2 separate regions of the Homo sapiens genome follow, and region 2 is linked to region 1. A link is a contact called in ENCODE POLR2A ChIA-PET data. All regions are on one chromosome and are shown on one strand. The core of a region is the stretch at or near the end of the contact, and the rest is flanking DNA. Distances in the headings are between cores, read along the strand shown. Region 1 overlaps ZDHHC14 (zDHHC palmitoyltransferase 14). Region 2 overlaps SYNJ2 (synaptojanin 2).

Region 1 (4,859 bases), core at 1,101-3,600:
AGCCATGAATAAATGCACATTTTTGTTTGTTTTTGTTTTTGTTTTGTTTTTTGAGACAGGGTCCTGCTCTGTCTGCTGGAGTGCTGTGATGCAATCTCCACCTCCCGGGTTCAAGCCATCCTTCTGCCTCAGCCTCCCCGAGTAGCTGGGGCTATAGGCACGCGCCACCATGCCCAGCTAATTTTTGTATTTTTAGTAGAGACAGGGTTTCACCATATTGGCCAGGTTGGTCTCAAACTCCTGACCTCAGGTGATCTGCCCACCTCGGCCTCCCAAAGTGCTGGGATTACAGTCATGAGCCCCCGCGCCTGGCCAATATGTGTACTTTTAAAAAGTGCTTTGATAGAGGATTCTGATGTAAAATAATGCGTCTAACGTAAATTTTTTAAGGTATCACGTCTTTTTTATTCTGTGCATTTATTTAGAAACTGTTTATGACAAAAGAGTGAGATTACATGTCTAATACAGTTTTTTGGAGAGAGCATCCCTGGCCAATAGGAAAGCTTCAACAACAGAATTTCTGGGGCCTCCCGGGCACATTTTCATCCTGTTCTGGCTTTGTCAGTGATACTCAACTGCAGTGTCAGTGCCCAGTGCAAAGAGACCTTCTTCCAAGGCAAAGGTAGATGTGTGCCTGCAGGTTGGAGACGATCCAGCAAGGGAGGGTGGACTCTGGCCAAGTGCTCACCTTATTTCTGCCTGGAATTGTCAAACTGCAACTTAGCTTGAAAAATATATTTCTTCCATACCCAGAAAAGCCACAAGCGATTGCTTCATGAAAGTCTGTCTCTGTTCATCTGACTTTCCCTGTTTGTGCATCTTTTTGACCGGCTCCGTCCCTTTTGTGTGTGTGTGGTTCTTGGCTTTGTGGCTCTGACGAGTGTGTGTTTATACCTGTGTCTTGCTCCTTTTGCCTTCCGGAGTCTCTCTTTCTGCCAGGCTTATGTCTCTAGCTCAGACCTCTCCTCAGAGCTCCAGACATGCATATGCAGCTTCCCGCTGGACATGTCCACTTGGGGAGATAAAAGCACCCCAAATCATCTTTCCCCAGTGACCCCCCACCTTGCTGAGGGCCAGCCCCATTCACAGGCTACACAGACGTGAGGGTCCTACCGACTCCTTTCTCTGCCACACCCTGCTCACCTAATCCATCACCAGGCTCTGTACAGTTTGCTTACTAGGTGGATCCCAGCTTAAACCACTTCATCCCTTTCCTTCTGTGCACTGCCTCGGCCAGCTGCAAGCCGCCATCATCTCTCACTTTAACTGTGCAAAGGTCTCTCGGAGGACACCCACCATCCACTCTGCTCCTCATCTAATCCAGCCTCTATGCTGACATCAGAGTGACCGTTTCCAAACAGAATCTCATCACTATGGGAAGGAGGCCAAAATCCTTAACCTAGTATACAAGACCCACCTCTCTCGGCTTGCACCGTAGTCCTGCATGCCACCTGGGCTCCAGCCCCGAGGTCTCCTCTGGTTCCTCTCTGTTAATTCCTGCTCATCTTTCAGGGAGATGTTCAGGCGTGGGCTCCTCAGGGAAGCCTGCCACTGCACACACTTCCCATAGCTTTCTGTATGCTTCCTTCATAGCTCTGACCAGGGTTGTCATGGTATACACTGGGGATGTGTGGACTCGAGTGGCCGATGTCTCTGCCCACAGTTGGGTAAGCTTCAAGAGGCCAGGCCTGTGTCAGTTTCCCTTACTGTATTCCCAGCAGCCAACTCCTTGACTGGCATGCAGCTGCTCAGTTAGTATTTACTGAAGGAGAGAAGGGAGGGAAGAAGAAAAAGAGAATTTGATGCTCCTCTTGCTGTATCTACCTTCATGTCTCCATCGTAGTCTTCTCTCTTAGAGAAAAAAAAAAAAAGTATATTGCTTTTTTGGCCCTATGATGAGGTTAGTGTTCTCAACTGGGGGGAAAAAAAAAGCCTCGGGCACCCAATCTAAACTAAATGAAACCCATATCCTTCACCCTCAAACCTACCAGAAGCACAAATTTTAAAATGTCAGACTCCAAGAGAAATGATCATTTAAAAAAAATTAAGTCTGATCAAGAGCTAGTAATCCTTGCACAGTTCTGGGAGGGTGGAAATGCCATCACTGAAAATGACTCATGGTGTCTTTAGGTCTGTGACTGACGCAACCTACACGTGTATTTATCTACTCAACAGATATCGGAGGGCCTCACGTGTGCCTCCTACAAATTCGAATAAAACAGTAGCTTTCAAACTTTTTGTGTTTTACAGCAACTCACAGTAGGAAATACATTTTCTACTGGGATCCAGTGCACAGAGATGCACATAAAAGGCATGAAACAGTGCTTGCCTTTCTCAACAGAAGATGCCTTGATACTTTCTATTTTATTGTTTGTTTTTAGTGCTGGTCATGACCAGCTAAATCAATTTCATGACTCACTATTTGATCACAACCCTTAGTTTAAGAAATCCTGGAATAAAGCGTAATTAGAGTAGCTCCTTCTGAGTAGGCCAAGGATTCCATTGACTTATGCCGGGGTTAGCCCAGGGTGTCAGCCTGCCTGGGGCTGGGATTTTAGGTTGTATACCTCCGGGACCCTGGGGATGGCACATTTAGCATGCCACACGATAGGCACCTGTTGGCCTGCCTTCTTAGAACAGCTCAGTTTTAAATTCTGGTTGAAATAAATCATTTCAAGCAGCCTTGTTGGAGCAGTAGGCAGCCCATCCATCTCATCATCTGAAATAAGTTATTTCAGTTTCTGTGAACTAACCTGATAGGTCATCCATTCTTAACCTGGGGCCTAGGAATAGGCTTCGGGAAATTGTACCTAAAATGTGTGAGTGCACGAGAGTGAAGGGATCCATAGCTGTCATCAGAGTTTTAAACCAGTAAGGAATGAAAAAAAAAGTCTAAGAACGGTTGCCCTGGAGGCTATAAACAGTTTCTGATACTCTTGGAAAATAGTATTGAAAGGGCTGACAGTTTTAGTGTTTGCTGACTCTTCCTCTCGTGGTCTCCCTGATATTATATCCTTCTTCCTTGGTAAACTTGTTCCCATCACACCTTCACCCAGTCAGCCTCGCCCAGGCTAGAAAATGGCAGCTCTTGGCAAGCCCCCCCACCGCTGGCTGGTGCACCTGGGTGAAGACACCGCAGCTCTTGGTAGGGGGGATGGGGGGGCGGGGAGTGCAAAAGGCCAGGACCCAAGTTCAAGTCCTGTGCCATAGAGTCCTACATCCCATCAACAGTGCCCCACTGTGTGGTGTTTCATAAGGGAGCAGCCCCACCTCCAGGAACTTCACTCACAGCTGCTCACAAAAATTACAGTCAACTTTACCACATTTACTAGCTGACTGATTTACAGTCAACTTTACCACATTTACTAGCTGACTGATTTTTTTTTTTTTTTGGTTGATGTAAGCAGTGATCCATTTTAGAAAATGAAAAGTAATGAGGAAACTCAATATATAAAACAGACATAGGTCTAACTGCTGTAGTTCAAGGGGAAGAAAAGCCCCAAGGCTCTCCATAGAGAAGGGGCTGTTGACTAGGCCTTAACTCCGAGGAAATCACAACTTCCTCACTGTGTGATGTTCTTAGAAAAACTCTCTATAAATCCTCTCAGAAAACCCCATGGAATCGCTAGACATCGATCTGCCACAAATGGGAAAATCACATTCCCAGGCCGTAACACTATGGCAGTTAGCAGGGCCGGGGTCACCAGTGTGTGACCTGCTTCCTCACACGGGGCCCCAGATGGACTTCGTGTTCTGCTCTCTCCAGCTTGAAACTCTTCATGTTTTTTTTTTGTTTTTTTTTTGAGACAGAGTCTCACTGTGTCACCCACGCTGGAGTGCAATGGTGCAATCTTGGCTCACTGTAACCTCTGCTTCCCAGGTTCAAGCGATTCTCATGCCTCAGCCTCCCAGCTAGCTGGGATTACAGGTGCCCGCCACCACACCTGGCTAATTTTTGTAATTTTAGTAGGTGGGATTTCACTATGTTGACCAAGCTCGTCTCAAACTCCTGACCTCAGGGGATCCACCCACCTCCGCCTCCCAAAGTGCTGGAATTACAGGCATGAGCCACTGTGCCCGGCCAATTCTTAATGATTTTTAAGCAGCTGCCCCAAATTTTCATTTTGCCACGGGCCCCCGACATTCCATAGCCGGTCCTAACTGGTAGAACTTTGCCTGTTCTTTTGAGTGCCTTTGTTGAGAAAAGTAATTAAGGACCTGCTGACTGGACTGCAGTGACTCAGTGAAGTGCTTGCAGCTTTATGTGAACAACAAGAAACAAAAACAGCACACTGTATTTAGAGCTCCAGACGTCTGTGCGGACCCAAGTCTGCTGGCAGGGGTATTGATGTCGTACTTCGTCATTTCTGAGTGCCATTAGAGCCACCAACCTGTTCTGGGCCTAGGCTGGGTCTGTAAGCGCCCCTGTTCTCGTAAATACTTTATTTGTAGAGTTCCTGCTGCTGGGCTGGCCAGCACTTCCTCATTGTGTGAAATGTGTAGACACAATTGACTTCAGTTCTTGAAAAGTTTTATTTAGCTATGGAATCGTAGTATTTGAGTTGGAAATAACCTTTTATAGCATATCCGACTTGCTGAGGCCCAGAAACTGTGCACATCATATCACTAGGCAAAAGGCCAGGACCCAAGTTCAAGTCCTCTGCCGTAGAGTCCTACATCCTGCCAGCAGTGCCCATCATGTGGTGTTTCATAAGGGGGCAGCATCGCACCCTAGGAACTTCACTCAGAGCTGCTCACAATAATTACAGTCAACATTTGCCACATTTACTAGCTGACTGCATTTTTGTTTTGTTTTGTTTTGTTTTGTTTTGGTTGTTATAAGCAGTGATCCATTTTAG
Region 2 (4,859 bases), core at 1,038-3,537, 400 kb after region 1:
TTAGAGATGGAGTCTCCCTATGTTGTCCAGGTTGTTCTCGAACTCCTGAGCTCAAGTGATCCTCCCATCTCAGCCTCCCAAAGTGCTGGGATTAGAGGCAGGAGCCCCCACACCCGGCCCCATGATTGTAAATAACTCTGTCTGCTGGGACGCCTGGGGGATCTTTCCAACCAGATTTCTCTGCTGGACTCCAGACTTGCAGAGCTCTGTCGTCAGCCTCCACGCAGGGCTGCAACAGAGCCACGGCATGTCTGGTCCCAGCAGATGCTCTGCCCAGACCTGTCCTCTCACTCTTTGCTGTCACGCCAGGGCCACTCCATCCCTTCCATTGTTCAGGCAATGAACATGGCATCATCCTTGAACCCTGTCTTTCTCTCATATCCCATAACCAATCTGTCCATGGTTCCACCTTCAAAATATACCCAGATATGTGATGATGTTGAGGAATTGCTGGTAACTTTTTTAGATGTGATAATGGTATTGTGGTTGTGTTTTGTTTTTGTTTTTGTTTTAGACGGAGTTTCGCTCTTGTCACGCAGGCTGGAGTGCAGTGGCGTGACCATGGCTCCCTGCAACCTCCGCCTCCCAGGTTTAAGCAATTTTCCTGCCTCAGCCTCCTGAGTAGCTGGAGTTACAGGCATGCACCACCTCACCTGGCTAATTTTTATATTTTTAGTAGAGACTAAAAACAGGGTAGTGGTGTGATCACAGCTCACTGTAGTCTTGACCTCTTGGGCTCAAGCAATCCTCCTGTCTCAGCCTCCCAAATAGCTGGGACCACAGGCTCCCACCACCACGCCTGGCTAATTTCTTTAAAAATTTTTATAGGGATGGAGTCTCACTGTGTTGCCCAGTCTTGTCTTGAACTCCTGGGCTCAACCAGTCCTCCTGCCCTAGCCTCCTAAAGTGCTGGGATTACAGGGAGGGAGATACCATGCCTAGCTAGTTTCATTTGTTATCTGCCTGGTGTGTGTAGACATCTGCTTTGTCACCTCCATTGTGGAGAGCAACATGGGGTTTCACCATGTTGGCCAGGCTGGTCTTGAACTCCTGACCTCAGGTGATCCATTCCCCTTGGCCTCCCAAAGTGCTGGGATTACAGGCATGAGCCACCACGTCTGGCCATGGTTGTGTTTTTTAAAAGAGCTCTTATCTTTTCCAGAGTCTTACTGAAATATTTACAGATGAAATAATGTGATGCCTGGAATTTACTCACAATAACCTAGGGCAGTGCTTCTCAAGCTTTGGCATGCATTCAAGTCCCCTGGAGGGCTCATTAAAACAGCTTTCTAGGTCTTGAGCCCAGAGCTTCTGATTCACAAGGCCTGGGGTGGGCCCCGTAACTTGTATTTCTAATGCTTGGTGCTGCTGGTGTGAGGAGCCCATTTTGAGTTGAGCTGATCTAAGGTATAGGAGAGTGAGTAGCCTGGGCGTGGGCTGGGAGAAGGTGGAGTTGGTGGGTACGTGGTAATGAAGGTACAAGGGTTTATTATGTCACCCTACTTTTCTTTGGAAAGTTCCGCAACTAAAAAGCACGTGTGTATGTGTGTCTGTCTGTCTGTCTGTCTCCAGAACTCTTCAGCTCTTCCATTGCTGCGCCCTGGCTCAGGCTAGAGTCCTCTCTTGCCCAGGTGGCGCTAGCACCTCCTAACTGGTCTCCTTCCTTCTCTCCTTGTTCCTCTAGAGTCAGTTCTCAACAGAGCAGCCAGGATGATCCCCAGACCCCTGCAGTGGCATTCAGAGTGACACCCAAAACCTTTCTGTGACCTCAAACTTCTGTGCAGTGTGTTCCCCACGCCACTTCCTCCATGAACCTTCAGTCACACTGCCCGCCTCGCTGGGGCTTGCACTGGTCAGGAGTGCTTCTGCCGCAGGACCTTTGCACGTGCCCTTCTGGGCCTACAGTGCTCCTCCACTCTCCATGCAGCCATCTCCCTGGCTTCCTTCAGGTCCGCATTCAGATGTCACCCTTGCAATGAGGCCTTCTCAGACAACACCATCTAAAATGTCACTTCCCCTTCCCCACTATTCATACCCTACTCCCTGCTCACTTTTTCTGCTCCGCGCCTGTCACTGTCTATATTGCACTGATTGATCTTATCTATCCTGGCAGGAAGCTTGAGCAGCGCCCGCCTCTTCCTGGCTGTGCCTCGGCAGTGCCCCCACCCCAGCCTCCCACCCCATCTTGGTCTGCACCCCCTGCCATCACTCATCCATTCATTCCTCCTGTTCCTCTTGGCCACTGCCAAATGCTGGATGGTTTCCATCTGTTTGGTTCACTGCAGTGTCTCTGTCCCTGGAAGGGTGCCAGCCACAGAAGGCACGAAGATGTGTCCACAGAGCCGGCGGCTAAAAATCTGGCAAGAGGAGTCGAGGAAGGGGGCTGAGGAGGTAGAAGGGAGGGCTTTCCTCAAAAGGCCAGAAATTCGTGGCCAGCCAAAGGGGAAGCAAAGACATTCTCGTGTAGGAAAACTTACAGGAAATGCAACTAAAAGCGTGGGAGACAGGAAGTCTGTGTATTTCTGAGATTATCAAGAAAGGGGGGATGGAAGTTGCAAATGGGCAGGCCAAATTCAGTCTGCAGAGGTGTGCTTCCAGCCCACGCAGTGCTTAAAATAAATGGAGATGGTTGCCAGCACTGGAAGGTCTGGAGTGCCCTGTCTCCTGGAAACACTGCAGCCTGGCACCACTGGGCTGGTGAGCATGACTGGCACCTGCAGCAGCTGCCCACCAGCTAATGGCAGGTGTGTGTTCTCTGCTCACCCAAAGCCCTTCCAGCAGCTTCATTTTGTTGTTGTTGTTTATTTGTTTTTGAGACAGGGTAGTGGTACAATCACAGCTCACTGCAGTCTTGACCTCCTGGGCTCAAGCAATCCTGCTATCTCAGCCTCCCAAGTAGCTGGGACCACAGGTTCCCACCACCATGCCTGGTTACTTTTTAAAAGAATTTTTGTAGGGATGGAGTCTCCCTGTGTTGCCCAGGCTGGTCTTGAACTCCTGGGCTGAAGCAATCCTCCTGCCTTGGCCTCCCAAAGTGCTAGGATTACAGGTGCGAGCCACCATGCCTGGCTAGCTTCATTTGCTACCTTCCTGGTGTGTGTAGACATCTGTGTTGTCACCCCCATTTTGGAAAGCAAAAAGGATTTCTTCTTCCTTCAAACATAATTGAGAAAATACAGTTGTTTGGGGGCAAGTAGGGTGCGGGGTGACTCTGGAACCGGCCTCCTGGGAAGCCAGGCCTCTGGGAGTGCTGGAGGTGGGCAGTGAGGCTGCCAGGCCCCTGCCTTCTGGGGTGGGGTGCATGCTCCTGATACATCAGAAGGGTCGGGGGAGGACTTGGAGGTGAAGGCACTGCAGGAAGAGAGGAAGCTTACTGGAGAGACGGTCAATGGGGCAGTCAGGCTTTAAAAGGACGGGCCCACCAAGTGAAAAGATGACCAAGTGTTTGGGCTGAATTGTGTCCTCCAAAAGGATATGTTGAAGCCTAACCCCCGGGACCTCAGAAGGGGATCTTATTTGGAGATAGGGTTGTTGCAGTTGTAACGCTGAGATGAGATTATACTGGAGTAGGGTGGGCCCTTAATCCAGTGTGACTGCTGTTCTAAGAAGATGTACATGTGACAATGGAGGGACATGTGGGGAGAGGATGGCCACGTGATGATGGGGGGGACATGTTGGGAGAGGATGGCCACGTGACAACAGGGGGATGTCAGGAGAGGATGGCCTCGTGACAACGGGGGAATGCCAAAAGAGGATGGCCTCGTGATGACAGGGGACACATGGGGAGAGGATGGCCTTGGGACGACAGGACATGTGGGGAGGGGATGGCCACGTGATGATGGGAGGACATGTGGGGAGAGAATGGCCACATAATGGTGGGGGGACACATGGAGAGAGAATGGCCACATAATGGTGGGGGGACACGTGAGGAGAGGATGGCCACATGACAATTGGGGGACACCACGCGGGGAGAGGATGACCACATAACAACGAGGGGACATATTGGGAGAGAATTGCCACGCGACGACGGAGGAAGGGACTGGAGTGAGGAAGTCATAAGCCAAGGAACGCCAAGGACAGAACAAGCAGCAAACACAAGACACAGGGCCAGGTAAGGAGGTCCCCGGCTCCAGGTATCAGAGGAGCCCTGCTGATGCCTGGATTTCAGCTCTCTGGCCTCTGGACCCAGAAGAGAATGAAGTTCTGCTGCCTGGGGCCTCCCAGTTTGTTTACAGTGAGTCTGTTCATGGTGGAGAAACATCTTCTCATGATGTTCCTGTCCACCATGGTCAAGGCCTGTTTTGAGCTCCTGCATTGTATAAGTCAGAGGTAAAGCTGTTTTTCTCAAGGGGTCAATAATTGACAGTATTGGAATGGGACAAGGTGGTCCTGTTGGGTTTTGTTTGTTTGTTTTTAAAATATGAGGATAGAAAGTCGTGTTTTTACTTGTGCTTAATTTTCCCAGTGGCCGGGATGTGAAGTCCACGCCTGTCATCTGTAATGCACCAGGGCAAGGGGTCGGTTTTGTTTGCATAGCTTCTCCCAGGGTCATCTTCCCACCCCTCAAGTGTGGATTTGGCCACAACACTTTGTTTAGCAATTTCCTGTCATTTTGTTTTATTTGGTCAGGCTTATTTGCATAGTTGAATGAATGCACAAAGGCCTCCTTGTTTCGTGGTTCACAAAGTCAGAACTGGATCATACCAGGGCATACGGGTTCTGTTTCAAGGCTTTGTAAAGCTGCTAGGGTTGAAATAGGTATTTTTGGTGTCGGAATTATTTTATTGCATTTATCAGTTTATCTACTGAGATGGGGCACTGAGAACTGCTGATTTACCTCTCTGCAGCCCTGTCTGCAG

What was found. ChIA-PET counts read pairs that join two places held with the same protein, here RNA polymerase II (POLR2A).
Region 2: POLR2A ChIA-PET joins it to region 1 with 11 read pairs in activated CD4-positive, alpha-beta T cell. The contact joins two enhancer-like sites. POLR2A ChIA-PET finds 5 or more read pairs at or near these places in 2 of 52 experiments (activated CD4-positive, alpha-beta T cell and activated naive CD4-positive, alpha-beta T cell).

The regions. Positions count from the first base shown.
Region 1 is chr6:157,610,986-157,615,844 of GRCh38, forward strand. The region is part of intron 3 of ZDHHC14 (zDHHC palmitoyltransferase 14); the gene reads left to right. Among named protein-coding and RNA genes, the nearest start is that of MIR3692, 84 kb to the left of the region's middle. Within about 2 kb of position 2,351, at least 10 of the 41 ENCODE cell types and tissues checked have a DNase peak (open chromatin) inside an H3K27ac peak, as active enhancers do.
Region 2 is chr6:158,007,149-158,012,007 of GRCh38, forward strand. All of the region lies in intron 1 of SYNJ2 (synaptojanin 2), which reads left to right. Among named protein-coding and RNA genes, the nearest start is that of SYNJ2-IT1, 8.5 kb to the left of the region's middle. RefSeq lists an enhancer at 2,282-2,421. Within about 2 kb of position 2,288, at least 24 of the 41 ENCODE cell types and tissues checked have a DNase peak (open chromatin) inside an H3K27ac peak, as active enhancers do.